2 separate regions of the Mus musculus genome follow, and region 2 is linked to region 1. Evidence: chromatin loops called from intact Hi-C (ENCODE). Cell type or tissue: gastrocnemius. All regions are shown on one strand. Each heading gives the region's core, and the rest is flanking DNA. Links, peaks and the distances in the headings are about the cores only.

Region 1 (15,175 bases), core at 5,096-10,095:
GTTTTTCCCCCCAGGGTCTTCGTAATCTCACTGCAATAGCCAGAGGTAGAGAGAAGTATTCCTGGATGCCGGTATTCAACCCCATGCTAGAATTTAGGATGGACCATACTTTAGAGTTGTACTTTGGAATATCCTAGCCTGTGGCTAGTTTCTGGGCAGTTGCACTTCTGCTAACAGGATCTCTCCCTCTTTGAAAACTTTAGTCACAGGGCCACATAGTTTGTTTATTCCATAAAGAAAAAGAAAGACTGTGCTCTTCATAGTCAGAAGAGCAAGCTTGGATCCTTCAGTATATGATCTGCCACTAAAGGAGAAGTCTCTGTAGGGCCAATGGAGTCAATCAATTTCAAACAGTTTCTCAATGGCAGCCAGTTGGGGAGGCCTTCGGTGACCTTGGAGTGGGGTTGGAGGGTGGTGATTCAGCAAAGCCTGGGCTCTCCTGGATAAAAATCCATGGTCTTAATGTTCAACAGGAGATTTTGTCTGGAAGACTCTGCCACTGGTTGAAAGACTACTATGGTATGTTTTGTCTCATCGTGGCATTAAGCCACTTTCTAGAACTTAGGAAGAAGTCTACCAAGTAACACATGGCTTATTAAGGTTTTTCTAGTGGCACAAGAATGCTTAAAAACAAACAAACAAACAAACAAACTCTAGGTTACTCAACAATGTGAAAAGTCTTCCCAAATGCCATGTGTACCTGATCATGACCAAAAAAAAAAAATGGTTTTCCTGAAATTTACAGTAAACATTACATCTAATTGCACCAAGGTATAAAGTTAGTGCAAGTTTATTTTAAACAAGTCAATAACTTCTATACAGTTTTACAACAGAAAAATCACTTTTAAACTACATTTTTTGCTTATGAACTGAAGCTCACTAAGTTTTCAAATAAGACACACAGACTTTGTTTTGTCTGTGTTTTTATCAAGCTATTTCCAAAGGAAGAGTAAGAAAAATGTAGATTTTTATTGACGAACCTTTCATTCAATTGGATTTTTGAGTTTCAATTGACTTAAGCGATTCTTTTAGCTTAGTTAAGATAAAATACCTCCTTCATTTTTTATAGGTCAGGAATAATTTTCACGTTAGAAAAGACTAATAAGGAAATACATGAATATATGGTTTTCTTGCTATATCTCCAGAGGCAGTGGGAAAAACACCTGTGCTGGATAGTAGGTTTGTTTGTTTTGATCTATAAAAACTTTCCAATGAATATTAACCAGGAGAGATTAGCTAAGCCCAGAATCACCTGGGGGTGGAAGGTGGGGGTGAACACCCCAGAATCTCCCTGCTTTCAGTAGGCAAACCTTGAGGAGCAGAATGTGGTCTAAGCTTTGCTCCCAGAAAGCCCTAGACACCAGTTTGAAAGAGATGGATTTCCAGTGCCCTTCATAACCATTGGCTGCCTCAAGACAGATCCATCTCGCGCTCTGTGACCTGCTTGTGGGACTTTTTCCTATTATCACCCAGACTTCTCAAGGTTTGAGTCAGTCATCCCTTACTGGAGATGGGGTTGGGCTATCATTTCAGAGCCTAGATTTCTACTTAAAATTTATCCCCTCAGCAAGGCAAAGCAAAACTTTAAAAAGGGAAATTCTCTCCCAGCTCCCCACTGTTCTATAAATTGCAGCTCACTGACAGACAACTCTGAATTCTTCTAGAACTTGAAGGAACTGATGTTCTATGGAGAATACATTAAGTCAAAAGCACATTGAAAGTGGCACACACAGAATTGAGCTAGGTCATGATTTTTTACTAACTGCTTTCAGAACATCGGTGCAAGAGACTTCAATAGGCCTCTACAGCCTTTCTAATCCAGGAAATTTCAGCTGAAATAAACAACATTATTCTATCTTGGGAAATCATATTCATATATTTGTTTAAAAACCCCATTGCCTTGCCTAGGAAGGTAGCAGGCAGTGGGAGAAAAGGCTTTTATCTGAAGGCTTGCGCTGTCTCCACTTGGAGATTTAAGATTTAAGCAAAGAATCGAAGGTCATTGTGGAAACAATATGACGAATTGTGGAATTGATCTCCCACGGGGATTAGATAGGGATTCAGAAATCTTTCAAACTAGGCCCAGATGAACAGTAAATTTGAATGCTTTGAGGCCCTGGATTTGATTTGCTAATACTATCTCCGAACATTCTGCCCTTGGCTCTGCCTAGCTTAAAACTACAGCGTGAACACAAGTCACAGATCTGAGCTTCCAAGCAGATTTAAGGAGCTCCAACTCTCTACCTTCTGTGGAAATCTCGCATGCTGTGCTGACTAGGGGCTAGTCAGTCTCTCACCCTCTTCCCCATCACTCGATTTCCCTCCAGTTCTAGGGGGAGGAGCCTGTCTTTTGGCTACTTGCCAGGAAAGGGTGAGGACTCACCAGCGGGGAATCCCTGGCTGGGGCCACAGAGGGGACCGTACAGAAGCCGAAAGGCCTTCTACTGTGCTAGTGGAGGCCCGGGCTGCCCGCCTAGTCTCCGCCCGCCCGCCGTCCCCGCCCCGCCACCCGCCGCCCGCTCACCTTCGTGATGGAAGCTGCGCACGGTGTTGGCGCGGCTGGCTGCCCTCTCCAGCCGGTGGTCTGGGGCGGGCGCTCCTGGCTGGCCTGAGTGCCTGCGGTACAGATCTAGCATATAGGGGGGCACCACGACGTCCTTGCTGGGGGTGGGTCTCTGCTTCAGGCCAAACATGCTGAGCAGCCTCAACTCAAATTCGCTGAGGACGTCTTCCGAAGGCCGGGACAAGGGTCGGCTGGATGCCGCGGCGAACTTCTTGCGGCCCAGCTCTGGAATGAGGCCGGCCGCGCCGCCCAGGAGGACCTGGGGAAGCAGCAACACTAGAAGACAGCGGGTCCCGGCCACCATGGTCGACCTGCGGACAGGGCCGACGTGAGTCACCCACGTTCCCCGCCCAGTCCTCCGCCCGCCCCCGCGGCCTCGGCTCCCATAGAGCTCGCTGGCCTTCTCCAGGATGCCCTCCTGGCATGTCATATTCGCGGGCTACAGCCTGGATGATCAAGAGGATGGAGGACCCCCAAGTCCCAGCCGGACTTCTTACTTGGGGCTTGGTCTTAACTCCCAATTAAAAAGAGCATTGACCGTCTGTACCCTTTTCTTGTGACACTAGCTGGGAATGCGGGTGTCAGGAAGCTGGGAAGCCATAGGTTGGTCGGACACTGCATCCCTGACAAACTTATACAGTGCAGCGCTCATGTGCATATTAACAGACACAAATGCACAAGTGACTTCCTTAGAGGCGCTGTATACAATTTCCTGGTAGTTGAGCATATCAAACTTGTAGATTCAGTAAGCGCTAAACTCAAGATTACTGCTAATGACGCCACTTGCAAGTTGTGGCCTACGCCCCTAACTATTTAAGGTTGACCCACAGGCAACCCTGTCCCCCTTCCCCAGACTCCTGTGCAGTCAAGAAATCCATGCACCTTCCTGCAATTAACTAAATAGATAGTGTTTATGAATGCACGTGTAAGCTATGACACATTCGCATAGTCAGTAAACACACATGGAGAACCCCAACTTTTAGTATCTTCCTAAATGGGACCTACTTCTTAAGGATAGCCAAGGATCTCTAAGGCTTGGAGTACTTACTGGTCAGCAATGAACTAGTAAAATCTACTGGCCATACTCTTTAAATGGATTTCTGCATTTTTTTTTTTGAAAGCCCAAAACAGCCCTTATAATGTATCGAAAACTTGGGGAGGAGGAACCGGCTGGAGGAAGGTCGCAGGCCAGTGGGCAAGGCAGAGGGATCTGGGGTTTGGAATGCCTAACCCCTCTAGGGATCCGCTGCACGTGCACCGGGTGAGGGTATGTTTACGTCCACTCCACTCCACCAGTCCTCCCAGGCGCCCTGCGCCGTTGGGCGGGAAGCGGTGTCACCCGCCAGCCAACCCCGGGTCCCCGGCCCGTGTCCTCTACCTTTAGGAGACCGCAGTCCGTCTAAGAAGCACTAGGGGGCACGTCCATTGAGAGAGTCTCCACATGGAAAAAGCTCTGTCCGAGGGACCTGGAGCAGCAACTGGGCTTCTGTTGCTTTTCTTCGCCTCCTCCTCCTTCTCCGGGTGTTCTCCCTGTAGGGAACTGTGTCTTGGGGTGGGCCCAGCGGGCTGAGGAAGAGAGGTGATCGGGCTGGAGGCGGCAAGACTGGATCCGCCGGGCGAGGACACCGGCGCGAAGTGGGGAGCCCAAGTCACTCTCCCGGCAAGTTCAAGAAGTCTCCAGCCAAGTGCTGACACACAGCCTCGAGCAGGGGGAGGAGTGCGGGGCCGGGACGGGAAGGGAAGGCTGAGGCAAGGCTGCTGCTGTCGTCGGCCTCAGGGACCAGCGCTGGCGGGGCGCGGGGCTGGCTCCGGGACTCGCCGGGCGAGGGACGGACGTTCTGCGTTAGCTGGGCCGCGACCCATGGCTCGGGGCAGCCATCGTGGGCGATGCCGTGTCCGGGCAAGGGCGCAGCGAAGATCTGGGTGGCGGGCGGGCCGCCACTCTGCATCCCTCAGCCTGACTCTGGCGCACCCCCATCAGCGCTCGCCAGCAGAGCCCGCACGGCTGCGGCGCCCCGGCGTCCTGGGGCTCATTCTCGAGACAGTCCAGCCGCGCGTCTCGGGTTGCCAAACCGGGTGACCTCGCGCTCCGAGCCCTCGGGCCAAGTGTCTTTTGTGGCAGCCTGGGGTCCACTCACTCTTCCGCCCGCTCGCCTTGGGCGCTCACTCCTGGGTCAGAGTGGCCCCGCATTGAGGGTAAGACTGTGCTCCGGACTCCCGGTTCTTAGCGTCGGTCCGCGACTCTAGCTTCTCCCGGACAGCCGAGGCCACAGCGCCAGGCGCGCACAGTCTGGAGTTCCAACCCGTGTCGTGCCAGTCCCTCGAAGCCGCGGGTGACCCTCGCGTCTTTCGCCGGGAGGGCGTCCGGTGCCTGGTGTCGCCTGGGGAGGCTACGTCCGGGGCTGCCAATCCCGGGCGGGCTGTGGGAAGCGCAGCGGCGGCGGGCGCAGTGCGAGCAGGGCTCTGCGCGGCAGGGCGAGGACTCCGGCGGCGACGACGGAGGCGCCGTGGCGCGGCGCTCGCGGCTTTTAAAGGAGACGCCGCCTGCCGGCTCCCTCCCGGCCGTGGCCGAACACCTCCCCCTCGGAGGCGCAGCGCGCCGGGGATCCCCGGGCGGGCGGGAGCGGCGCGCAGGGGTGTGGACGGCGCGCCCTACGGGGCGGCCGCGGTGGAGCGGGGCGGGGCGAGCGCGCGGCCGCTAAGGGGTCGCGTCCCGGATGAGTGTGAAGCCGACCCCCGGGACCTGGATCCGCGCCCACAGCTGCGGGAGACTAGGGCAAATCCAGAGTCCACTGGCCTCTGAGTTCCCTCATTGGGCCAATATTCAACTTGAGTTTGAAGTTTTTAGGTAAGAGCACATTAAAAAGAAGAACAGAACTTACAAGTTATTAGACATTTTGGCAAAAATGTGAGCAAACGCTTCTGTTTTGAATGGTGAGAAGAAAATGTCGAGAAATAGCCGATACACATCTGAGTGCATTATTACATTTTATAAATATTCATACATTTATATTCAAATAAATGAATCTAATAAAAAGATGCATATATTTTATATGTATTTATTTATGTAAATTATAAAAATACGGGTACAGGTTTCTGAACATAGATACACACTTGTAAAGTGGACATCCCTTCTAGTGATGTGTGTGTGTGTGTGTGTGTGTGTGTGTGTGTGTCCATGTGAGGGGACAATGAGAGTTAATAGAAATTCTCTTTATAGAAGCGATCACTTCGATACTTGTGATATTTATCTTCCCTTCCACACCCACCTACTCCAGAGTCAGGTAACAAGACAATTCCGGTTTGAGACCTTTGAATTTTCTGCCTGGTCCTCTCTCTCCACTGGGTCTCCAGCAGTAAGGCTCTGGCTGTGGCCAAGCCAGTTTTCTTCCTCAGCTGGAAATGTCCCCAAAGCTGCTGAGCCAGGATTCTTTTTTGAAATCTTTCCATTTCTCCCTACATTCAGGAGCCTTCATAGTACCACCACTGGCTACCCACAGGACCCCCAAAACTATGGGCTGAGCATTCCTGTAGAAGACCAGAGTGAATAACGTTACGTTGTGAACCAGATCTTTCCAGTTTGCAAAGCAAAGACCGAGAAAGACCAGAAGCAGGGGCTTTAATGATTTTTTTACCCACGTGTGCTAGCTTTTCAGTCGGGGAGCTAAAATAACTCTAGGTTCGTTCACCTAAATCGGATTAGCAACCCACAGAGGGAAATTAGGCCCTGGCTGTTTCTAGAGCTGTAGAGGTCAAATAAGGTATTTTTGAAGGAAGGCTGTCTACAAGGGAAATTAAAGGAGAGGAAGGGATAGATCCAGCAATTTGCGATCAGCTACTGTATTCCTTTTTAAAACGTGTTGCAGAAGTTGTCACTCTGAATCATGAGACACCAAACAAGGCGGCAATAAAACACTCCACTCAGACGTGTAAGTGTGTAAGTCAAAAGGGCTGATCGCCTCTGAAGCCATTTCCTTCCCTATCAAGTTTAATTGAGAAGTTAACCATTGCTTCTGTCATCGCGGAGGCGGAAGGAGCAAAGCAAGAAACTCCGAACCTATATGAGATTTAAATGAGAAAGTTGCCTTTAATGAGGAAGAGAAAGCTGACAGCTGTTGGACCAACCCCAAGAAAAGATGAAAATGAAACCTTTGGTGATGACATCAACAATGCCTTGCAGCTTTGGGCCTCTGGAACACCAGAAGAGAGAGTTTGGCCGTTTAGGATATCCTTAGTAATCAAGTCTCTGAGGTAAAATGGATGCCTCTGGACAGTTACTCCACCTTGGTGGTGCCTGCTGGCTTCTTTTTTGTAGCCCAGAGAGGTGCTGCTAAAAAGCCTTTCCCAGGAACTTTCCTCAAGTTTGGCCCAATTTCTCTGAAGAGCACTCGACTGTTGTTTTTTTAGAGATGGCTGCCCTCTTGTGGTGGAAATGAGTGTAAACGCATGGGACCTAGAAGTGAATCCAGTTTAAATGAATTCTCTGTTCTTTGGAATACAGTGTAGATGGTCATGTTCAGTCCATTTTTCATGCAATTGAAATTGTAGAGAAGAAACAAATACAGAGACTTATTGCTTTTTACACTCTATGCTGGTGGCCTCCTCCCACCCACAACAAATAATGTGTGGTTACTTAATACTTTGAGGGGGTACTATCTGTCTTCTCTGAAAATGTACAGTGCTTGCGGACTTGCTCGATCTTACCATTAACAAAGTTTTTCTCAGTATCTGCCAGTTCAGAAGGCGAGAGTAGCTCTGGAGTAGCTCTGAATTTATCCTATTTAGCGTCTCTGTTAACAAATATGTAAGGGGTTTCCAGTGGCCAGGCAGTCCTGGGGCAAGCTAAGGTGAGAATTACAAGTCTGATCTTTGTAAGAAGGTCCAGACACAATGTATCAGAACACAGTCTACTGGTTAGGACTCTACATAAAGGAGGCTGCTGCTATTCTATTCTAGTCCGTTTTTTGCCAGGTTTTCAGGAGATATCGGAAATCCTCATTTGTGTGTGGACATGACCTGGGATGAAATTAAGTACTTAAAGAGTCATACTTTGGCAACTTTTCCTTGAGCAGTTCAGCCCAGATAATGTTTAATTTTATTGCATCCTGCAGCTATTAGCATTCAGCATTGTTCCTACTAGGTGGACCATTATGCAAATTCACATGAAAATAATGATCCCCATGTATTGTAAAGGTCACAGCAGGCGTGACATGATCCATCTACCTTGTAATTGTCATTCCATTGTAACCTGTGGCAACTCCCCTGAGAAACCTCTTAGCCTGTGCATCATTTGCTGCTGATGCGACACCCAACCCTGGCTCTCCTCACTCCTGATTCTTTCCTAGGGACCAGAAGCTACAGCCGAGAGTAGCATTTGCTCTACCTAGGGCTCACCTAGTCAGTGTTGGATTAGCCACAGTAAGAATGATGGGTGGAGTGATTTGTAGGCCAAACTAGGCCAGGTTGGCCAAGTCACATTGTTTTAGACAGCCATCAAATCTTGTTTAATTACCATATAGCAATATACTTGCATATGTGACCAATGATATTAAAATGTTTTGCTATTGTATTAGGTTGGAAGAGGGAAAGGGGGTAGTTACAATCTCTTAAGATAAAAGAAGTAATGTTTTTTAAAAAGGAGTCAACCTCAGTATTAATGTTTTTACAAGGTAGCTATGGAGTCAGAGTTTTCACCCAAAGCCTCTGTATTGAAAAACCCCTCCCATCTAAGTGTTATAGGTATACTTTTGGAGATGTGACTGGATCATAGGGACCAGTGTATTTATCTATTGACAAATTTCAATTTGGAAAGCTTTATGGGCAGTGACATAAGTGTTAGGGAATGGGGACAGGTTGATGGAAGTAGTCACTGGAGACAGGCTTTCAAAGTTTCTGCCTGTCTCTTCCTGGGGTCCAGCCTGTCACTTCCTGGTTTTTATCCTATTGTCTCTTCCTGGTTTTCATCCTGTTTCCCTGTCCTGGGTTCCTTCCTGTTGCTCTCTTGCTTCCTGACCACCATAAAGCAAGAGGCCTTCTCTCCCATGTGTCTCTCCTCCATGTTCTTCCTCACTGCAGGTCCAAAGAAAATAAATGGAGCCATACACCGTAGACTGAAACTCCTGAAAACATGAGGCAAAAGAAATATTTCTTCTTCTCAAACTGTTTTAGGTATTTGTTTCATTGTTTCAGAACTAAAAGCAAAAGCAAACAACAACAACAATAAAAGCAAACTGACTAATACTACCCAGTCTATAAATCTTTACTGAGGATCTATGAACTTCACAACACTATGTTACTTGGATCCGGTGCATAAAGACACATAAGCTCTGCACATCCTTTATTTAGGAGCCTGTGGAAGAAGTATGATATGTTCAGAGGTAAAGAAATATAAAGCATAAGACATATGACAAGGACACTTCAGGAGAGCAAAGAGTTGCTGAGGGACTAATGGGAAGCAATGTGAAATTAGTAAGCTTATAGCAAGGACAGGGTTGCAGATTGGATGTGAACTCTCCCCTGAGGGCTCCCTATCTGGTGGTGTTATTCCAGGAGGTGGTATTATAAGAACATAAGAGGTAGAGCCTTGATGGAGCAAGTAGGTCACTAGGGCAGTGGGTCTTAAGCTTTTACATCCAGATTCCCAACTGATCTGTGTTCCCTGCTCTGCTGAGATGTGGTCCTACCCATTTTGGTCCTCTACCAGCACAACTTCACTAAGACATACTGCCTTCTAGTGTGAGAGCCTTAAGTTGATTCTTGTCAGGTACTTCATCACAGCCATAAGTACCAGTGACAGCAGTGTTTCAGGGGACTAGTCAGGTGAATACAATGGCTGGGAGCTAGGGAGTGAGGTTCAGCAGGTGACTACATAACACCAGCAGCAAAAAAAATTTTCATCAGAACCATTAATTGTTAAATTTTAGATATAGTTTCCCATGTGTTATTTAATTCAATTTTTTACAAAAAAATTTCTTGGGGGGTTATTAGCTATATTTTATAGATGAGAACGTTGCTTAGAGAGTGAACACTTTCCCCAAGGTCTCACATCTAGCAAGCAGCTAAAATCTGTGTTTTTGTAATCGTGATGTTAATAGTCTCTCAATTCCATACAGTGGTAGCAAGCTGGAGTCAACACATCAGGTGAGTGAGCATGGACCGATGCACAAGACAGTTCCAGTTTGGAAGTGGAGTTGGAATACAAGTCAACCAACATTAGAAAGTATCCCAGTGGGAAACAGCAATGGTTCATACTAGAGGAGAAGTTGAAACAAGTTTAACAATGGAATAGTGTATATAGTTGTGTTCAGTGTGAAGGGAAATGGAAGAGGACAGTAACGTCCCTTGTCTCTGCCGGATCACAGGAGGGGCAATTACAGCTGAGGGACTGTCTGTCCTGGGCAGACGTGGAGTGCTGTAAGCAGAGTAAATAAGTCAATTCATCTCTCCTTTTCTTCTCAGCCTTTGTGACTATCTCCTATTGATATAACTTAACCACAAGGGCAACTATATTAGGCACCTACTGCTGTGTAACGAAAGATTGTAATCTTACTGGCTTAAGGCCCACTTATTATTTCACAGTTTCTGTAGGTCAGGCAGCCAAGCACAGGTTAATTGGTTCTCTCAAGATCTCACAAGGCTGCAATCAGTGTTGCCCAGGGCTGGCTGCAGTGTCATTTGACACCCAAGCTCTTGTTCCAAGTACCTGTGGTTGTTGGCAGGATTCACTTTCTTCCAGTTACAGAACTTATCCTTGATCACTTCTTTCCAAAGAGCCAGCAGAAGACTATCTTTTTTTAAAAGTTAGAATTACCTTTGAAAGTTTCACCTGATGATGTTAGGCCTGTTCAAGATAATCTACATTTTTGATTAACTCATCTTCAATTGACTACATGGGTGGGAGTTTCTTCATTATTGCCACATAATGCCACCCAACAATAAGAATAATACTCTGCCACATTCGCAGATACAGCTTACTCTCACGGGTAGGGGATTATGCAAAGTCTACATACCAAACACTCAGAATCCCGGCTCTAATCTGTAGAGTTAAACGATTCAGGTAAGGAGCAAGATAAAAGCTGTATCTAGAGAAAAAATAAAAAACACAAGACTATCAGACATGATATCTCTGCAAGAGAAGCAACATTAGGACCTATAGCTCTTGGATGATAGTCTGAGGAGTATGAATCAAGAGTAATTATTTGACCAGAGGAGTACCAGAGATAGAGATGCCTATTAGGAACATAAATCTAATGTTTGGTAATAGTCAGGAGAAGTAGAGAAACTATAGGTAAAGGACCAATGAGTATCTTTGGAAATTGTATGCACAGATGTTTTTATGGGTGTGTGCCTGTGTGCACATGCGTGCGCGCGTCCCCTCCCCCCCCCCACCGTGTGTGTGTGTGTGTGTGTGTGTGTGTGTGTGTGTGTGTGTGTGTGTATGTGTGTGTGTTTCGGGGGTGTGTGCCCACATGAAAGCTGTCATGTAGGTTGGCAGGGCAGGATGTGGCATGTAGATGGGCAGTAGAGATTTGTGAGAGAGAAGAATCTGCAATGCTTTCCAGGTGTTGGACTCCAGATGGAAAAAAAATGGCGCCCGATGAATGTAAGCTCACAGGAGACTCTAGTCTAAACAGACTCACAGGTCACTAGCCCCTAGCAAAAAGCTCAGGTTAGGGATCAGGCAATAGAACTTCAGATTCCTCAGACAGACCCTAACGGTCTGAAGAAGAATGGATTGTTGAGAAGAGATGAAGGTGTTCCTAAGAATGTATTCAGAGAAGGAAAACAGTGTCGATGGCTGTTTGTCTTAGAACGCGTATGATGCAGGTCTTTGGAAAGGCTAACATACTGTCCCAAATGATGTCCAGAACAGAGAGGGCCAGGGCATCCAGGGCCCAGCTCTTTGGTGATGATTCTAGATCATAGATCAGAAGGAAGTAGGAGGTCACATGGAGTGAGGGAAGTGAGCTGAGGATACTGAACACAGGAACAGGAAGCAGAGAATGAAGAACCTGCTGGAGGAGATTGGGGGACCTGGAAAACTAGGATGGGAATTTAACTGATAACTAGAAAAATGCAGTGCTTCAAGAGTGCCAGTTTTCAACTTAACTATAAATTTGATCAAATTCTTCTCCACATAATCCTTTAAAGAGATCTGGCAAAGACCCTATCTGCATTTCTTCAGTGTTATTGAAGACTAATCTTTACACTCAATGGCTTCTTTAAAATCAGCCCTTAGCCTGGCGTGGTGACACACGCCTTTAATCTCAGCACTCAGGAGGCAGAGGTAGGCAGATTTCTGAGTTTGAGGCCAGCCTGGTCTACAGAGTGAGTTCCAGGACAGCCAGGGCTATACTGAGAAACCCTGTCTCAAAAAACCAAATAAATAAATAAGTAGATAAATAAATAAATTAATTACATTAAATCAGCCCTGTAGTAGAAATCCATTATTGACAATAAATTTGCTTGAATGTAGAAACTAATGGTATTCTTCACTTTAACAATTCAAGTTTAAAATAACTTTCTGCCTGGCATATCATGTCACCTTCCCAGTCTTTCTATTCCTTAGTGAACAGAGCTATACAGGTGTGTGACTCTCGGCAATGAAGGTCTCATCTAGAGAGTGTTGCTGTGGCTTGCTTTTTCATTGAACCTTAACAGTGATTCTGACAAAGTCTATCACTTCCAACAGAGATGTCAGAGTATCCAGAAAGCCCATTATTAAATAGAATTAAAGCAGTGCCCTAGATCCTATGAAGACAAAGATTTTTTTTTAAGGAGATACCCTATACCTGGAAAATTCTTAGTTCTGATCCGCATTAAATATTATATATTTTCTAGGCCTTTGAACTGAGAGCTAATAAGTCAAATAAGCAAATGCATCTTTATTTTAGGAAACAAGATTGCATGTGGATCCTGTTCCCTTAACTGGGTTGCCTTGTAGGGCTCAGTGAGAGAAGATGCAGTGACGATCCTGCAGTGACTGATGTGTTTGTGTGGGCAAGGGGAGTGGATAGGATACCCAGGATAGTGCTCCCCCTTCCCAGAGGAGAATTGGAGGGGGAGGAGCTGTAAGAGAATGGGACTGGGAGGAGAAGAGGGACTGATGTTGGGATTCAAAGTGAATAAGTAAATAAATTAAAAACAAATAAATACATTTTAAATTTAGGAAATAAGATTTTGACTCAGTCTGAACTAGTCTTGAGAGACCCTCCAGTACACAAGACCTTCACCCCGGTGATTTCCCAAGGGTTCTCCTTGGAGACAATAAGAGTGAGTTGTTTCCAGTGGTAAGCATCTGACTTTTGATTCATGTTCGTTCATCTTTATTGCCATATTCTTATTGCCCTGTGGTCAGTTCTACTTCTATACAGGTTCTGGGCTCCCTCTGTTTCCATTTCCTTTTGTCAATAGGGAGACATAAATAGAGACACAGTTCCTTAAATGGATCCACGTTTTTGAGAATAAGATAGCATAAGCTAATAGGATAGAACAGGGCGTGAAAACAAGGGTGGTGCCAGCAACCCAGGCATCTGCTTACTCCATCTCCTAATATTCCTAGATCTCAGCTGATCCCTTGCTCTCTTGCTGTGAAACCCTGAGGAGTCACTGTCTTTGCCACTTAATTTGCACTATTGGTCAGTCAAATCAAGTGTGCTTGAGAGTCCTACCATTCACTTGTAAGTGTCTGACCTTTATGAACTTTTAAAAAGTATTATTCAATGCTGACTGTCTGAGGAGTCAAACTGCAGGAAAGTCTTAATTTTTCTTTTAGTTTATTTTTATTTACCACCTATAACAATTCTATAGTTTACCCTTTCATAGATATTTATTCAAAACAGAATCAAGAACATCTAAATAGGTCCCTTCTTTGACTATAAGCTGTCTAAGGTGAGCAACCTTTAAAGAAATCAGTCAAAATAATTATGTACTGAATTGACAGAGTATGTTCAAGCCATTGAATGACTTCTGAACACATTACAAAAACATATTCAGCTTATTTTACTTTAGGGGGATGTTGCTTTATTTGTTGATTGATTTTGCTTTGGTGTGTGTGTGTGTGTGTGTGTGTGTGTGTGTGTGTGTGTGTGTGTGTGTACATGCTTAGGTGGAGATGCCTGAGGAAGTCTTGGTTGGTTTCTCAGGAACCATTTTCCTTGTTTTCCCAGACCAGGTCTCTTACTAGAATCTGGGCTTGCTGAATTAGCTCAGCCAGCTGGCCAGTGAGCTGTCAGCATCTGTCTGGCTCTGCCTCCCCACTGCTGGAATTACTGTTTCGACTCTGCCAGCTTTTGACATGGCTACTGGGATGGAAAAGTGGATTCCTATGTTTGTGATACACAGTTACCACTATCTTCTAGTTCCCAACAGCCAGTTTATAAGTGAAACTTTGTTGATTTGCACAATGGTTATAAAGGTTCTTTATGAGTGATTGGCTCTATTATATTTACTTTTAATAAATAAACAAGCTGAATTTGCCTAAAGGGAAGAGGTGTAAGAAGCCAAGAAATAAAGCAAAGCCAAGTTATCAGAAGAGAACATGAATCTCCAAATAGTAAATGCTACTATTCTTACGACTCAGCACGTATGAACTGATACATTTCTAATGACTTAAAAATTGGGGAAATAAGTTTTTTCAGTATCAGGAAATCTTTGCCTATCAACCAAAGGGCCATGAGTCGGTTTTGTTGGAGAATTTCTAAGTGATTATTTGCTCTTCCCCAAAGTCAGCCTCATGGGAAATAGTACAGCTGCAAGCTCTGTCAGCGACACCTTTCATCACTGAAAATGGTTTGCACATCTGTGCAACTTCTACAATCCAGTGGACCCAAAAATGTCTCCCATGCCTGGCAAGTTACCCCTCAACTGCCAGGTATTTGTTTCTGTCCGCAGGATCATCATAGATTGGACAGACCAAGAATTCTACTCATCTTGGTTACTCATTAATTTAGTGAGAGAATTTTGCAAAGCTTTAAATTTCAGTTTAAAAACCTCTTCGACTCAACAGTAGCAGCCTAAGAAAATTACTTTGACCACTAAGTCTTGGTGGAAAAGTACCTTGGGGAATTAAAAAAAATTGCTGAGTGAGACATTTAAATGATCTTCTTCTCTAATTACTGTAGTCTTTGTTCCCAGAGAAAACAGAGTGGGGTATATACTACCTATGAACTTTTTGAGAAGTATCTTTCTTTTGAGGGGGAGAGCATTGCCTTGCTATGTAGCCCAGGTTGGCCCCAAATGTGCAGTTCTTCTGTGTTGGCCCTGAGTGGTAGAATTTCAGACATTTGTCACCAGAGCTAGTGAGAAATACAATATTTCACTTTATGGTGCTTGCTCTGCAATTGTGCAGAAAACCAGATGTAGCAGATGTGTCTACCCACCGCAGCCCCCACCACCCCGACCTTTCCAGTGTTTCCTTGTCTGCTAAGCTTTTCCCATTTCGCATAATTTGCTCTTCTCACGTGTATGCTGCTGGCCAAGCCCTCAACAAATGACCAGGGAGCATTAAAATAGCAATTCCACAGTAGCTGACCTCCAAAGCTCTCCCTGGCTTAAGGACACATCTGCATCCTTTGCAACCCACTCTCCCTCCCTTCCTCTCTTTCTTCCAAC
Region 2 (15,175 bases), core at 6,114-11,113, 110 kb after region 1:
TTAGGAATATTGATCTTATCAGAGGGCAGAGGATATTAAAGGCCATGACTTGGGAAAGTCATAAGGTGCAAACCAAGTGGAAGGCTAAGCGACTCTATCAGCAACTATTCTGCTAGAACAAAAAAACATCTAAACAAATAGAATGCTGGAATATCACCACTTAGTGCATTTCCAAGAAGCACTCATAAATACTCATGGAGCACCTCTTCTGTCGCATGGTCCATACTCACCCTAAACCCCAGCCACACTCTGTCTATTCAGCACCCCACAAATTTAAATGGGAAGGCAGGTGAAGGAAACAACTCTGCTATAGAGTAGAAGTAATGCCAGCGTAAGGCTGGCCTAAAGTTTGAGGAAAAAGCAGGAAGTAACAAATGATATCTCAAGGACCACAGGATTGGTGGTGCCAAACATTCAAGGTCTTGTACCTCTGCTGAATTAAAATCTCAAACAGTTTTCATCTGGAAAGAGGCATGCCAATGATTACCTTCTGAAACTATTCTGCTGGCACCTGGTAGACTGGCTGGTGGTAGTAAGTGACAGAAACAAGGAGATCCCTACGACAGTCAGTCATTCAGGCAAGATGGCAGAGACACATGAACTGGGAGCTTGTTGTGGAGGTAGGACGAATGGTTGGTGAGTAACAAATGGAGATGAATAAGAACAGGGCAAGCCCTGCAGGAGGAAATGAAAGAAGCCTGTTTGAGAGGAAACAAACTAATGGAAGAGGAACTAATGGAAGAAAATATTATCTACTGTTATACAGTAGATTGGGCACTGCCGAGATTTAGGAAACCCAGGGGAGACCGCAGCTTGCAGGTTTGGGAAGACCCACATTCATCAGGAGGGTGGCTGTGGATGGGCTGCTTCTGTGACAAGAAGCCCACCCAACTCACCTGAAAAGAAAGGAGGAGAATTAAAGCAGCTCCTCCATTGTTAACTGCTTCTCCATCCCTGCCGTTCTTGGTGAGGTGCCAGCCTTTGTGCCATTTCCCACTGTGGTCTTCCTCCGCTGAAAAGAAAAGGATGCCGAATCTTTGATATTTGGGAATACAATTTCTCACATCTGAGTTAAATTGAATATTTATAACTGATACATAAAACATTAAAATACTATTTTGTTCTTCAAATCTAAACTCTGAAAATCATGAAATAAAGTTGGGCAGGGTGGAGTATTCCTGAAATCCCAGAAGTGGGAAGGCTGAAGCAGGAAAGTCACTACTTCAAGGACAGTGTTGAAAGAGAGAGGAGAATGGAAGGAAGGACAGGGACAGTGGCAGAAGGGATGGCAGGTTGAGGAGGAAGGGGGAGAAAATTGAGTTGAGTGCCCCAAAATCTTAATGTTTTGGCAAATCCATATGTGACATGTTTCAGAAGATGACAAGTTTTCCTGGCGTATGGGACCATGACACAGCATGACCATACCCACTCTCAAGCTGTCACCATGTGGACAGGTCTTCTGCCACTGTATACACAATGGTGCATCATGATGACCTTGAACTTTCTGCCAGTGGACTTCATAAACTGCAAGTCAGAAGCTCTGATCTGACCAAAGCTGGACCTAGATACTACACAGCATGAATTCGTTGCAATGTTACTCATTTTCTCACACACACTTGGCAAGTGATTTCTTTTTAAAGAAATACAGGTGTCCTTTTGCCAGTCGCCCTTCCTGAGGATAACTCTGAGCAGCGTGTCCCATTGTAACATGGACCAGGCACTCTAAAAGCACACAGAGGGAACAATAATTTGCGCAGCTCATGCATCTTTTACAATCTCCTCCACTTCTCTTCTTTGTTACAGAGAGAAGGTAGGCAGGCAGGCAGAGAATAGAAGGTGGTTCTTGTTATTTTTCAAAACCAGTTCATCTTTTCTGATGAGTCACATCCCTGTGTCTGAGCCAAGTTCTTCCATGTCCCCACTTGGCTTCAGGAACCTGGGTGTGACTCATGGGTCATGATCCTGAAGACAGAGCCTTATATTTCTCCAAAAACAATTTGGGCCCCTCCACCCGTGATGCAACACTACAACTCCATATAAACCAGTGGGAGCCTTTATGGGTTGACTAATATGTTAACACCCTGTGATCCAGAAGTGGAGTTGCTTAAGCTTTTTTTTTTTTTTTTTTTCTAGGCTGGGTCGTATAAACTATGTCTCAGACAGTGATTCTAAGATCTTCCAAGATGCGGCAGCAGGGCACAAACAGATGATTGTCAGGCAAGGATTTCTGCAAATCGTACCTATTTGGACCTGTAAAGAGATCTGTTACTATACACTGACTCTCAGTGTTATGCCATCTTTCTTGTATTATTATAAAGACTAGGCCTAGTTCCCAGGATAGAAACTAGAAATCATAATGTCTGAGTCTAGTCTCATACCTTGTGAACAAAATGTCACTTAGCCACAGTCAGAGGGAATGAAATCCTGACTTACATTGCCTTCCTAGCATTGTTGTGCAGGCTCCAAGAACTACATTTTTTTCTTCTCATCGAGTGCTCACTGGGTCAGATAATCTCATTCAGCTTTTGCAGACAAATAAAAAAGAGAAACAAGCAAAACAATTATCAAAAATCTAAGCGAATATATATATATTCGCTTATATATATAAGCTTTTACAACTAGATATGTTTCTAAAACTAAACCAAAGTAGTAAATGTATATGAACTGCAATTAGTTGCTACTTGGAGTACAAATTTAGTAAGTGTGCCAGGTCAGAGAGGAAAGCGGATTGATTAGTGACATCTGCCAAAGGCTCAAAATCAGGAAGTACTGGCTTTAATGGCCTGTTTGCCAGTTACCTCTGCTGCCTAAGCCAGAATATTGAGGAGCATTTCACGGTACATAAAAGGGATACAGTCATAAGGTAATATGTCTCTGGCATGTCCCCTCTGCCCTAAGCATTCTCTACCTCTCCTTTGTCAAGACAACTTTATCACTGAAAATCAGAGGAGCTGACCAGCACAGACCTCCATACACTCGCTCTCCTTACTTCCTCACTGAGCGCCTGTCAGTGGCTTTGAAACACTTCAGATTAGGAATCTTCCCCCACATGCTCCACTATGTTCATAGCAGCCTTATTTATAATAGCCAGAAGCTGGAAAGAACCCAGATGCCCCTCAACAGAGGAATGGATACAGAAAATGTGGTACATCTACACAATGGAGTACTACTCAGCTATTAAAAAGAATGAATTTATGAAATTCCTAGCCAAATGGATGGACCTGGAGGGCATCATCCTGAGTGAGGTAACACATTCACAAAGGAACTCACACAATATGTACTCACTGATAAGTGGATATTAGCCCAAAACCTAGGATACCCAAGATATAAGATACAATTTCCTAAACACATGAAACTCAAGAAAAATGAAGACTGAAGTGTGGACACTATACCCCTCCTTAGAAGTGGGAACAAAACACCCTTGGAAGGAGTTACAGAGACAAAGTTTGGAGCTGAGATGAAAGGATGGACCATGTAGAGACTGCCTTATCCAGGGATCCACCCCATAATCAGCATCCAAACGCTGACACCATTGCATACACTAGCAAGATTTTATCGAAAGGACCCAGATGTAGCTGTCTCTTGTGAGACTATGCCGGGGCCTAGCAAACACAGAAGTGGATGCCCACAGTCAGCTAATGGATGGATCACAGGGCTCCCAATGGAGGAGCTAGAGAAAGTACCCAAGGAGCTAAAGGGATCTGCAACCCTATAGGTGGATCAACATTATGAACTAACCAGTACCCCGGAGCTCTTGACTCTAGCTGCATATGTATCAAACGATGGCCTAGTCGGCCATCACTGGAAAGAGAGGCCCATTGGACACACAAACTTTATATGCCCCAGAACAGGGGAACGCCAGGGCCAAAAAGGGGGAGTGGGCGGGTAGGGGAGTGGGGGTGGGTGGGTATGGGGAACTTTTGGTATAGCATTGGAAATGTAAATGAGCTAAATACCTAATAATAAATGGAAAGAAAAAAATTAAAAAAAAACATACATGATAAAAAAAAAAAAAAAAAAAGGAATCTTCCCCCAGCGCAGGTTGTATTTTAGTTGCTCATGAAATGCCTTAACCTCAAAAGTAGCGAAACTGAAAAAAGAGACAAAACTAAAACAATCCCAGAATTCTTTCCCCTTTTGTACTGGCTTGGTACTAGATTTCTAAGTCACCAAAAAAAGAGACTTAGAAATGTTCTTCTTCCTTCCTTCCTTCCTTCCTTCCTTCCTTCCTTCCTTCCTTCCTTCCTTCCTTCCTTTCTTTCTCCCTTTCTTTCTTTCTTTCTTTCTTTCTTTCTTTCTTTCTTTCTTTCTTTCTTTCTTTCTTTCTTTCTTTCTCCCTTCCTTTCTTCCTTTCTTTCTTTCTTTCTTTCTTTCTTTCTTTCTTTCTTTCTTTCTTCTTTTCTTTCTTCCTTCTTCTCTCTCTCTCTCTCTCTCTCTCTCTCTCTCTCTCCCCCTCCCTCCCTCCCTCTTTCAGCATGTGTAAGTTTTATATAACAGTAGGGTTCATCATGAAAGTGTTATGCAGGCATATAATGTATTTTGATTACCACTTTCTCCCATTCCCCAGGGTAAAAAGAAGTCTCAGTATTGAGCAAAGTATTTACCAAGAAGGTTCATAGCTGAAGACTCTGAGAAAGAGTCTTCTTCAGTGATCTTTCAACAGAAACCAGTACTTCCCACTGTCTGAAATCCCATTTCCTTGCTTGGGCCACTTTTGGAGTCTCACTGCCTGCCACAAGACACAGCTAGTGGTAGGAGGTGCCATCATAACCTGATCTCTCATGCTCTCGGTTTTCCTTGAGAGGAAGATCTCTAGCTCTTTTTGGGACTCATAGATACCTTCAAACTAAGTCAACACAATCCCCATTCTCAAAGCCCACTGAGGGAGGGGTTAATTATTCTGTAAGGCCCTTTACAGGCTGTACTGAGATTAACCCTTGCCTGGATAGTAGACGGGAATGTCTTGGGATTCTGTACACAATTTACAATCCCTATTCTACTTGAGGACCTAATCAGTACAAGCATCCTCTGACTCTCTTGAAATTCTTAGAAAATGTCATTTACAGTTCTCACCAGCTTTGCCTAACCTAAAACCATTCTCCCTGTCCAGGTATCTTACTAATTATTATATGCCATATGGACCATTTGTGTCCAAGTACTGCTCAGTACCTCCCCTTCAACTGTGCCTGTCACTTTTAGTGTCCCTCCCCTCAGAGCCTTCTTCTTAGGATACCCTTCTGGAAAAAAAAACGGATCTAACATCCTCGAAGCATCAAAACCACCCTGGAATGAAACACTGATACTCCTGTGCTCTAAACAATTGCCAAGGGGAGGAAAGACTAATTCTGTCCATGGTTTCAAAGGTTTCAGTCAGTCAAAGCAGGGATTCTGTGGTGAAGCATTTTACATCATGGGAGACAGACAGACAGACAGACAGACAGACAGAAAGGAAGGAAGAAAGAAAGAAAGAGAAAAAAAAAGAAAAAAAGGAACAAATTAGGAGTTCCCAAAAAGCACACCCTCTTTGGTCCACTTCCTCCAACCAGGCCCCACCTTCCACCATTCCACTACCTCTCAACAGTCCACTCACACACTGAGCATATAAATGAATTAAGCCATTCATTAAGTCAGACTGTCATTAGCCTATTGTCTCTGGAAACATCCTCACAGACACGCCCAGAGATGTGCTTTCTCAATCTCTTAGGAATCCCTCAGTCTAATCAAGCTGCAACCAAAGGTAACATCATAAAACACTATCAACTGTGATACAGGCATCAGCCCTTGGGAGTCAGCACAGAGGTGTCCGGTTACTGTGGGTCAGTCAGATCCTCACTTACCATCCACGGCGGGTCCGTTCTTTTGGGAATGAATCCTTTTCAACCAGTCCTCACTAGCTGGGCAAGGTTTTTCTTTTCTTTTTAGACCAAGTAGTCAGAAGCCCATGGATAATGCATATGTCTGTATTTAACAAGTATATATATATATATATATATATATATATATATATATATATATATGAATGACTATAGGCTAAAAACTCAGCTTTATTCACATGAAGCCCACTGCACATCGTAAAGTACATGCAAGTGATTTCTATTATCAGTATTGTCACTATATTATCAGTATAATATCTCAGTGAACCCATATGGGAAAACATGTGCTTCAACCAAAGAAAAAAGTCTGTCTTTCATACTGCCACAGAAAATAAATTCTTGGACTGGAAAATATGAGGCACATACTTGAGATTCCATTTGTTTCCCTCAAGCCCTTCTTCATTCAAGAAAACTGCCAATTCTAGAATATTTCTCTTACTTGAAACTGCGCTTTTAATAGCTCTGTCAAGCGCTCAGCGTAAGTTAAACACCTCACTGTGTGCTCAAGCTTAAAACAATAAGATTAAAAGAAATGCACATGGGAAGAAATGGTACCCGACGCAGGAAATGTTATACCCAAATATTTTTAAAAATCAGATGGCAAAAGACCTGAGTTAATGGCGTAAATGTAATTTTATATCTACCCGATAACTCCTGGATGTCAGGCCATTAAGAACATGGCAAAAAGACCTCCCTGGAGAAATGGACACAGAAACGTTCTCCCAAAAGGCAAGAAACATCTAATCTGCAAGTTTTGTCACAGCTCTTATAATTTTAAACGGTGAAAATGTTAGCACTCAGTTTTTAAAATTGCTGAACATTTTAGATATTTACCCTCTGCATCATGCTGTAGCACTGTTCATTCAGCAATGCACTGTGAAAGGCCTGTGATGTCTACAAGAGCAAATCATGTGTTTTTGTACACTGTTACATTATAGCTCCATTGAGAGTGAAGGCTTTGTGAGGAGACAAATTCAAAGCTGTAAGATGGACACCCACTGAATTCCCTGTCCCTTTCTATAATAAGCACATCCACATAACCTCATCTGGGAAAAAGAGCCTTACTTATTAACTTATTCGGACATGGAAAATGTTCATCTGAGGTTTGCTGGAAGGTCCACATTACCTAGCCAAAGAGGGAAGTGGCTTGGAGTTTGGACCTGTTAAACTCAGGACCCAGACCCACAGGAGAAGTAGTATTGTCCATAACAACAAGCACAAAGTTCTTTACAATGAAGATAGATTTCCATCTCTCATCGTTCTTACCCACAAGCAAAACACTTCCTGCCAGTAATCATGACAACCCTTTTTAATGTAAATACAAACTATTCTGTTACTACCTACAGAGTTTGCTAGGCCTATGACATGCAGGAGTGATCTCCAACCAGGAAAGGAGATGAATCTAGCGCTAGAAGTCAGGCAGATATCCATCTGCAAAGGCTATAGGAGGAGAGGGGAGGGAAGGGGAGGGGAGAACAGCCTTATTTTCTCTCGGGCCAGGAGGAGTTTTCTAACAAGACTGAGAGGTGTCTGTCTCCACTGTGCATGTAGCCTGTAGCCCTGGCCCTTCCCAACAATGCATGGATAGGGGAATCCAGGGCCTAGTGCAACGCCTGCATAGTTGTGGACAAAGTTTCTTTCCCCCATATGTTTACAGAATTCCAAAAGCACAGAAATAGTTGCTGGACTCTAAGCAGTTTTGTAAAATGACCCTAGCTCGGACTGTTTTCATGCTTCCCTAGGGACTCTGGTGAAATCTAAATAAGTGGAAAGGTTCAGCTATTTTGGAAATTTCTTTGTGCCAAATAATCGTCTGTAGATCGAATGCAGCCGAGAAAGTAAAATGTCGATATTTTCACAGTCACATAAATCAAAATGGCTGAAATGTTTAAAAACAAGCAAAAAAGCACCCTGAGGCTGAAACCAATTATGGAAATTCTTAGCCGAAAGGGATCATTCATTAGCTCGTTTATAACAAGGAGCACAGCGAAGCAAATGAAAATCAGTGTCTGTGATGGAGCTACCGTGAGCGAGCGCGGTGATGCTTCCTATTTATAAACATGATCAAAACAAGGGCTGTGGAGAGCGGGGAGGGAGGATGAGGTGGGGCTGGTCCTAGAATCCTCCCTCTGATGCAGAACTGCATTAGTCTGATTTAGGAGACTGCCTGCACAGCTGAAAAATAGTGGAGGCTACCATTCCTCCTGCAATTCTATTCTCTGACTCCAACCGCTCTAAAGTGATTTGGTTTTTATTAACCCATTCACAGAGGCACTAGAGCAAAGCTTTCCTCACAGGCTTGGTTCCATTCAGTTCCATTTTCCAGAGAGCTTCTCAAACTTCACTTTCGCAAGGCAGCCTCTGTGACCACAGACTTCCCACAAAGTCGAGATAAATGTATATCTGATAGCCTCTAATTACTTTCTGTCTTTCCGTGGACCAGACTCTCCAAAGCGCAGCAGTGATTGCTATCACGCTCACCGAGAGCGCTCCAGCGCCCCGCAGCCTAGCCTTAGCGGGGACCAAGTGAATAGCTTGCTTAAGAAAATAGTGAAGCACTCTTGGGAAATCATTGAAAATGACAGAATAACAGTCTACCCTTGACAAGATACCCAGGAGTGCTGGTGCCTTGATGGGTGTGGCTTCTCATTGCTTCTTGGTTTTCCCTCAGGGTCATACACATGGCTGCCACAACCTTAAGTACACACATACTTACAGCTGAGCTTAAAGCTAGTTTAAAAAAACGGGGGCGGGGGGGGGGGGGAGGAATCGCATCTCCAGCACTATTCTGTTACTAGAGAAGAAAGTCTTTTCTTGGGACTCTTCTTTGCAGCCTTGCCCTTACCTCTCAGAAGCCAGGGTATGGTCATGTGTTTTGACCTGTCTCCAAGAAAAACTGAGTAAGTCTCTAGTGTTTTGTCCTATCTGTAATAAGGGATTACCATAAGGCTCTACAGGCAAGGGACGAGCAGTGGCCTATAGAGACTTAATGCCCCAGGGAAGGGGGATGCCCAGGGAGGGGAGGAAGAGAGCCATCTCAGAGGCAAAAGGAAGGGGGAATGGGGTGAAGAACTCTGGGAGGGGGGACCAGGAGGGGGGCAACAATTGGAATGCAAATAAATAAAATAATTAATTAAAAAATTAATAAAACGAATAGATGCAAATAAAAGTAATCTTAGTCTCCAAGAACGTCATTCTTCTTGTCCTTCTTCCTAAACTACAGCCACAGACCCTCTGCTTGCAGGGACCTTTCATGCAGCTCTCTGGCCAAAGTACGATCAGTCCCCAAGAATATATGGGCAAACACGAACAGAGGTGCACTTATTTGCTTGTGCAGATATTGGGCATGATGGCGCTCCTCTGGGAAGTTTGGACTAGCTGCTTTACCTGTGAAGACTTGACATTGGTCAAAGGAAGTGCAAATGTTTGAAAGAATGGAAAGGAACAATAAAAAGAAAGTCCATGAATTCTTTTCTATTCCTGTGACCAAATACCTGAGAAAATAGAAAACTAAACAAAGAGACAAACATTTTGGCTCACTGAGGGGATAGAACTCGTCATGCAGGAGCAAGGTGATGGCTCTGGGGCTGTGTCAGCTGCTTGTCACATGGCATCAAGCAGGAAGCAGAGAGAAGGGGAGGCTGGAGGCAGGGCCTGGACTATAACCCCAAAGACCCATACCCACGGATGCATTCCCTGCTGCCAAGTCCTGCTTTGTCCCTACAGGTTTCACATCCATTCCAAACAGCACCACCAGGTGGGCACCAAGTGTTCAAACATAGGAGCCTGTGGAGGGCATTTCACATCCAAAGCAAAATAGGAAGATAAATGATGCTTCTTTATGGACAAAGGCCATTTTCATCAAAAGACTTGTTTTCAAAAACTACAAATACTTTCCTTTGTGAAGATATTAACTAAGGCTCTTTGAGGTAAAATGTCAAAATGTTGACTTTTGAAATGTTATTTTGTCTCCTGAAGGTGATTTTAACATCATACATATCTCTTTTCTTAGCAAGGGTCTATTTCATTTTTCATTATGTACACTGTGTGTAGGGGAGAGGCAGGCATTGTTCACATGAGTGCAGTTGACTATGGAGGCCAAAAGAGAGCATCAGGTTCTCTTAAAGCAGGAGTTACAGGTTATTGTGAGCTGTCTGCCTACATAGGTGCTGGAAACTGAACTCAGGCCCTTCACAAGTGTAGTATATGAGCTTAACCACCGAGTCATGGCTCCAGCCCAACTTTTACCACCTTCAAGAAATAAAGTTGCTGTTATCCATCAGCCAACCTGAAACAGGGTGAATGGTAGGCAAAATGAGCAAGTATTCGTTTACAAATACAGAGCTGTTATAATGTATGCAGTGAAAACCTTCACCATTTGAGCACTGTAGACTTCCACCACACAATAGGAAGACAGCACATACTCCTTAGAGCAATAGTGTCAACGGCATAATTCTATTTTATGACTTTAAAAATAAGATGTTATTGTATGAAGTATTAAAGTACAGTATATTTAATGTTTTAAAAATAACAAAAAAAAACCTCACAGGAGCATTGCATGAAGGAATTATAATAAGGTTTACTTTTATTTAGGACCTCTGGGAAATCTTTGGAGACAGAGTAAGATAAAGCAACCTAACTATTAGAATCCTACTAAGTGACAATGACAGACCAACTATGCTTAGAACACATCTGAAATTGGTAGTCAGATTCAGAATGCTTCAGAGAGATGAGTTCACGGAGTTGGTAACAGAAGTGCATAGAGCCGAGAGCCCCGCAAAGGTGTGAAACACAGCACACACCCACCCTAGGCACTGGGTGTTTACCTACACAAGTAAAGATTCTCCTCCATTATAAAAGCCACACTTTGCACAGCATAAATACAAAACAGTGTTTTGCTTAGCTTCAATGAAGAATGAAATTGTCTCACTTTTAGGAAAGTCAATATAACTGGAAATCATTATTCTAAAGAAGCCAGACCCAGAACAACAAATACTATGTATTTATCTCCCATGCAGAATATAGATTGAAAAAAGAAAATATATACGGAATTCAAGCAGGAGAGATACTATTTAAGAGAAGGCCAAGGGGAAGAAAGTTTGGAGGATGATTGACATGTATGAAAATGTCACCAAGATGCATTACTCTGTACGCTAACTAAAATCTATAATGTGGATAAATAAAAACAAAAGTCTTAACTTGATCCTAGATTTCCCTCTAGCCACCATGCTCTCTCCTTCCATTGGTTTATCATTTGTTTTTAGCTTGTGTGTAAAGCACTTAGAATCACTTCACATCTCTCTCACCCATGACCTGTGTCTTTGCCACAACAGCCAATGTCATTTGATACTGCTGACCACTCACCCCCTGCTCAGCTCCCTAACATCCCTCAGCCTGGCTTTCTCAGTCCTATGGATGGGTGGTTTCAGGTTCCTTCCATTACTCTCAGAATGCTTCTAGTCTAGTGTCTGGCCTGGGTCTTAGTCCCTTCGCATCATACCTGTCCATCTTGACCTTCCAGAAGCTGCCTCACTGTTGCCTTCCTCCCTGATCACCAGAGTTACTGTACCTAGTTTGTTCACGTGCCGAGTGTTTGAGTCACTGATCGTTTCCCCCTTACCCAAAGTAGTCTCCCACTGTTGGCCTTAGTTTTCTTTCTAAATACCATGTCTGGAAGGTATTCCCTTTTAAGCGGTGTCCCAGGTGTCCAAGTGTCCCAGGCCACTCTGATACATGTACAACAATCTTAAAATCACTTCACGTAGCTTTCTTGGTAGTAGGCTGAGTAGATTCTTGTAGGCTCTTTAAGATGAACAGAGCCTCTGTCTTTCTTCCTATATACAGAAAGAGGCACACACTCTTCACCCGGGAAGAAGAGTTAAAAGACTGATTCGATAAATGAAGATGTAAATAGAAGCGATAATCAATTGCTAATCACTGCTTACATCTTCCTATCATGTTACAGTAAGTAATAATATTTAATGAGGATTTTTGTTTAATAATACAAAGCAACAAAGAAAGCCAGGTTTGACGGTTCCTTAATCACTTTGACACAGCCAAATAACTTCTTAAGAGATATGTTTATCGTATTATTTTGTATGTAGGATTGTTTTACGCACTTGCGTGCGTGCGTGCGTGTGTGCGTGTGTGTGTGTGTGTGTGTGTGTGTGTGTGTGTGTGTGTGTGTGTACAGGCATCATTTGTGTGCCTGAGGTCTGAAGAGAAAATCTGCTACCCTGGGACTAGAGTTACTTCTTGTGGGCTACTACCACATAGAGGTTGGGTATCCAACTCAGGAGCTCTGCAAAAACCATTAGTGTTCCTAGATGTTGAGCTAATTCTTCAGCCCCAACACAGAGAAATTTAAAAAAAAAAACAATACCCCAAATCTTATATCAGTTTCTTGCAACCACAGTAGATTAGTTTCACCTGATGATTTATTTATTCCGAGAACACTGACTTGGAGTTGCATAGCTACAGTTTCCATCTGCATGGATCCAAGAGAGCAGTAGATGGAGCGATGGGGATGAGCGTGACACTTCGAAACACAAAGCACATGCGCATACTCTAGTTCTAGGATGCTCTCTGAATACCCAAAGAATGAAGGTGCCCTGTGAGCATCTCAAATGCTCCTCTCATCTCCATAACTGGAAGCATAGACTTAGACATGTCCTACAAAATACAGAAGAATGGTGTAATCGTCCAACACATGCTGTGGGTTTGGGAGGAGGAGACTATTAGCATGTGGGCCCCATATTTAGAGATAATTATTCTAGAGTAGTGGTTCTTCACCCTGATGAAGTCACCAGGAGAGAAATACTTCTGGGCAGCAGTATCTCTGAAACCTTATCCTAATTTATCGAGATAAGTGGGGTTGAGATGGTAACATTTTAAAGATGATTTTACCATGTAGCTAGGGGAGAGAACCATTGATCAAGGTAGGAAGTCCGATCATTATAAAAAGGAACCAGGCCAGATCTTCCAAAGTCCAAGAAAGGAAACCCCCATTCTAACCTTTTCCTGAACAACACCCCAACTTAGATACTTTTGAAGGACAGCCTTGCCTCCAGCTCGGGAGGACTTATCTGATCTCCACTTCTAGCGTCTCTACACATTTAAACCCTCCTGCTGATGAAAGCGTGAACTGGGCTCGGTTTAATAACGGGGTTTTCCCATTGGCTGTGTTCCCAGTCAGAATCCCCACCCTTCTCTAAGCTCCTCCCCTTCTTCAGACTGTCTATCTAGGACAGTTTAAAATCTTCTTTCCTGCCAGTAATCTATCCAATTACATCACAGGGCTACCATACCTAGTCTTATAAAAATAAGTTTAAGAGAGAGTTCTTCTTGAACCAGAAAGGAGAGCACTGACACGCCCCATGGCCTAGTTTGGGAAGGAACCTTTATCTGCATAACAGTGGCTTCCAAATGAGTATCCCCACCCCCTTGCTGAGCCTTCCATTTTGGCTGAGCAGGTACTCATCAGGAAACCAAACCTCGTCCTCCCAGATGGCAAAGGCAGTGCTTTCGAAGTAGGCCAAAGAATCTGGAGCTTGTCTAACCAGAAATTCTTACCCACTCCCAAAAAAATGCATATCCTGTTCATCCGAACGATAATTAGCACCTGCTTCCACCACTGAGCTCCTGTGGGATTTGGCAAGGCGTTCTGGCGGTGCAGTTTCTCTCGCCGGTCTCAGGCTCTGCTGCCTCATGAACCCGGTTAGTCACATGGCATGCCACCTAATCTAGACAGGGTGTTGCTGGACTTCAGTGGGACTGCCCCAACAAAATCATTAGGAACTCGTAGAGACATGAAGACAGAACACACGGAGAGAGGCACTCCAGGTCCTTTGGCTGCTCCAGACTCAGACACCCTCAAGATGGATTCCAGCAATGCTGGGTTATTGAAACTCAGAGAAAGGCCAGAAATGACCTAAGCCAAATGCTGTTAATACTTGAGGACTCACTGCCTGTTTCAAATTTATAGAAAGCAAGAGACCTTCCTCCCAGAGCACTGTGAGGACACAGCTTTTCGTATACCTTCAGGAGACTAGATCAAGAACTAACTGGCTCCCTGAACACGAATCCTGATACACACACTCCCCTTGGCTCACACATACTTACTCTATTTATATGGTCCAGGGAAGCCTGAGAGTCTCTAAAGAATGTAGATTCTTAATTCTAGTCCCAGGAGATTCCTCCAAGACCAGTGATTTCTGGTCCTTCCTTAGATACTTAGGAATTGACCTGATACTTTCCGGGGCCATTGATCTTCATACAAGGCCTGCTGGGTGTCATCTGCCTTCCTGCCTTCTGTCTACAAGCCATCTTTTATATATATATATATATATAATTATAAATATATAATATATATATAATTATATATATATATAATGGTAAATCATTTTCTCTTGACTGTGTAGCCTAGAAATAATGACTGGATCTATCAAAAATATTCCCAAGCATAGAAACAAGTGGGTGGAGAGCCTTAAGAGAACCATGTCTTCACCAGAGCGACACCTGGTGGAGAATTGCATTAAATTCGACCCAAACGAAGGCAACACCAGTTAAAAAGGAATATTTACTCTTTCCTCTATTTTTGAAATCAGGAAAGCAATTTTATCTAGATTTTTTTTGACACAAATATTCTCTTAAACATCACCAGATAAAATGTGATTCAAAGGTAAAGTGATTACTTGGAAAAAAACTCAAGTTTTTATTTCCTAGTTCTTCATACAAAATGTCCTCTAATTCTCTCGTATAGCCACAGAACACTCTCACAGCAATTACATGTTTCCAGTGAACTCAACTGCAGCTGCATTTGGCAGATAAGAAGAGCTTGTGTTAGTGGGGTTAGTGCAGCAAGCAATGGAATCCTGCTTCTATCTAGAGGCTGGAGAATCCCAGGGGACATAGTTTAATTGCTCTCCTCTGGGCAGAGATAGCTGGAGGCAGTGACTTTCTGTTGCTAGATGACTTTAACACTTCACTCAAACTTCCTGTCTTGAGTTCCTCTCCTTAAATAGGGAAGATTCATCTTCTCTGAAAGGCTCCTGTTGAGAAGCAACTGAATAATTGGTTTAGTTTTGTGACCCTTTTGCCCAATAGTATGATACAGGCTTTTGCTGGTAGAATTGTCATGGTTCCTAAAAGAGCTGAAATAATCTCTACATATTTCCAAAGGCATCAGTTGTTGTCTAGTCTAAACTACACACAGCAAGCAATCTGCTGGCCAGGCTTGCTCTACAAACTTGATAGATTTACTTATTTATTTATTCATTTATTTATATATTATACATTTCGGT

What was found. A loop is a pair of places that touch in the nucleus more often than their neighbours do. Peaks named below come from ENCODE experiments on the same cell type or tissue, not always from the same donor. Only the 100,000 strongest peaks of a DNase experiment are listed, where the experiment ranks them.
Region 2: a loop joins it to region 1, with 2.6 times the contacts of the local background. A loop is called at or near these places in 5 of 42 quality-filtered maps.

Annotation. Positions count from the first base shown.
Region 1 is chr2:133,542,118-133,557,292 of GRCm38, reverse strand. Bmp2 (bone morphogenetic protein 2) reads right to left here and starts at 5,134. Exons shown (of 3, transcript NM_007553.3): 1 at 3,942-5,134; 2 at 2,525-2,874. The coding sequence starts at 2,867. RefSeq lists promoters at 4,169-4,484, 4,974-5,172, 4,169-7,045 and a cis regulatory region at 6,146-6,156. In gastrocnemius, for the core only: CTCF peaks have their summits at 5,101 and 6,985 (motif pointing left); DNase peaks (open chromatin) are centred at 5,260 and 6,975; H3K4me3 peaks cover 829 bases; H3K27ac peaks cover 910 bases.
Region 2 is chr2:133,430,476-133,445,650 of GRCm38, reverse strand. A430048G15Rik (a long non-coding RNA gene) reads right to left here and starts at 13,554. Exons shown (of 4, transcript XR_001783619.1): 1 at 13,446-13,554; 2 at 897-1,012. In gastrocnemius, for the core only: no CTCF peak of the experiment used is centred there; no DNase peak of the experiment used is centred there; H3K4me3 peaks cover 881 bases; H3K27ac peaks cover 1,831 bases.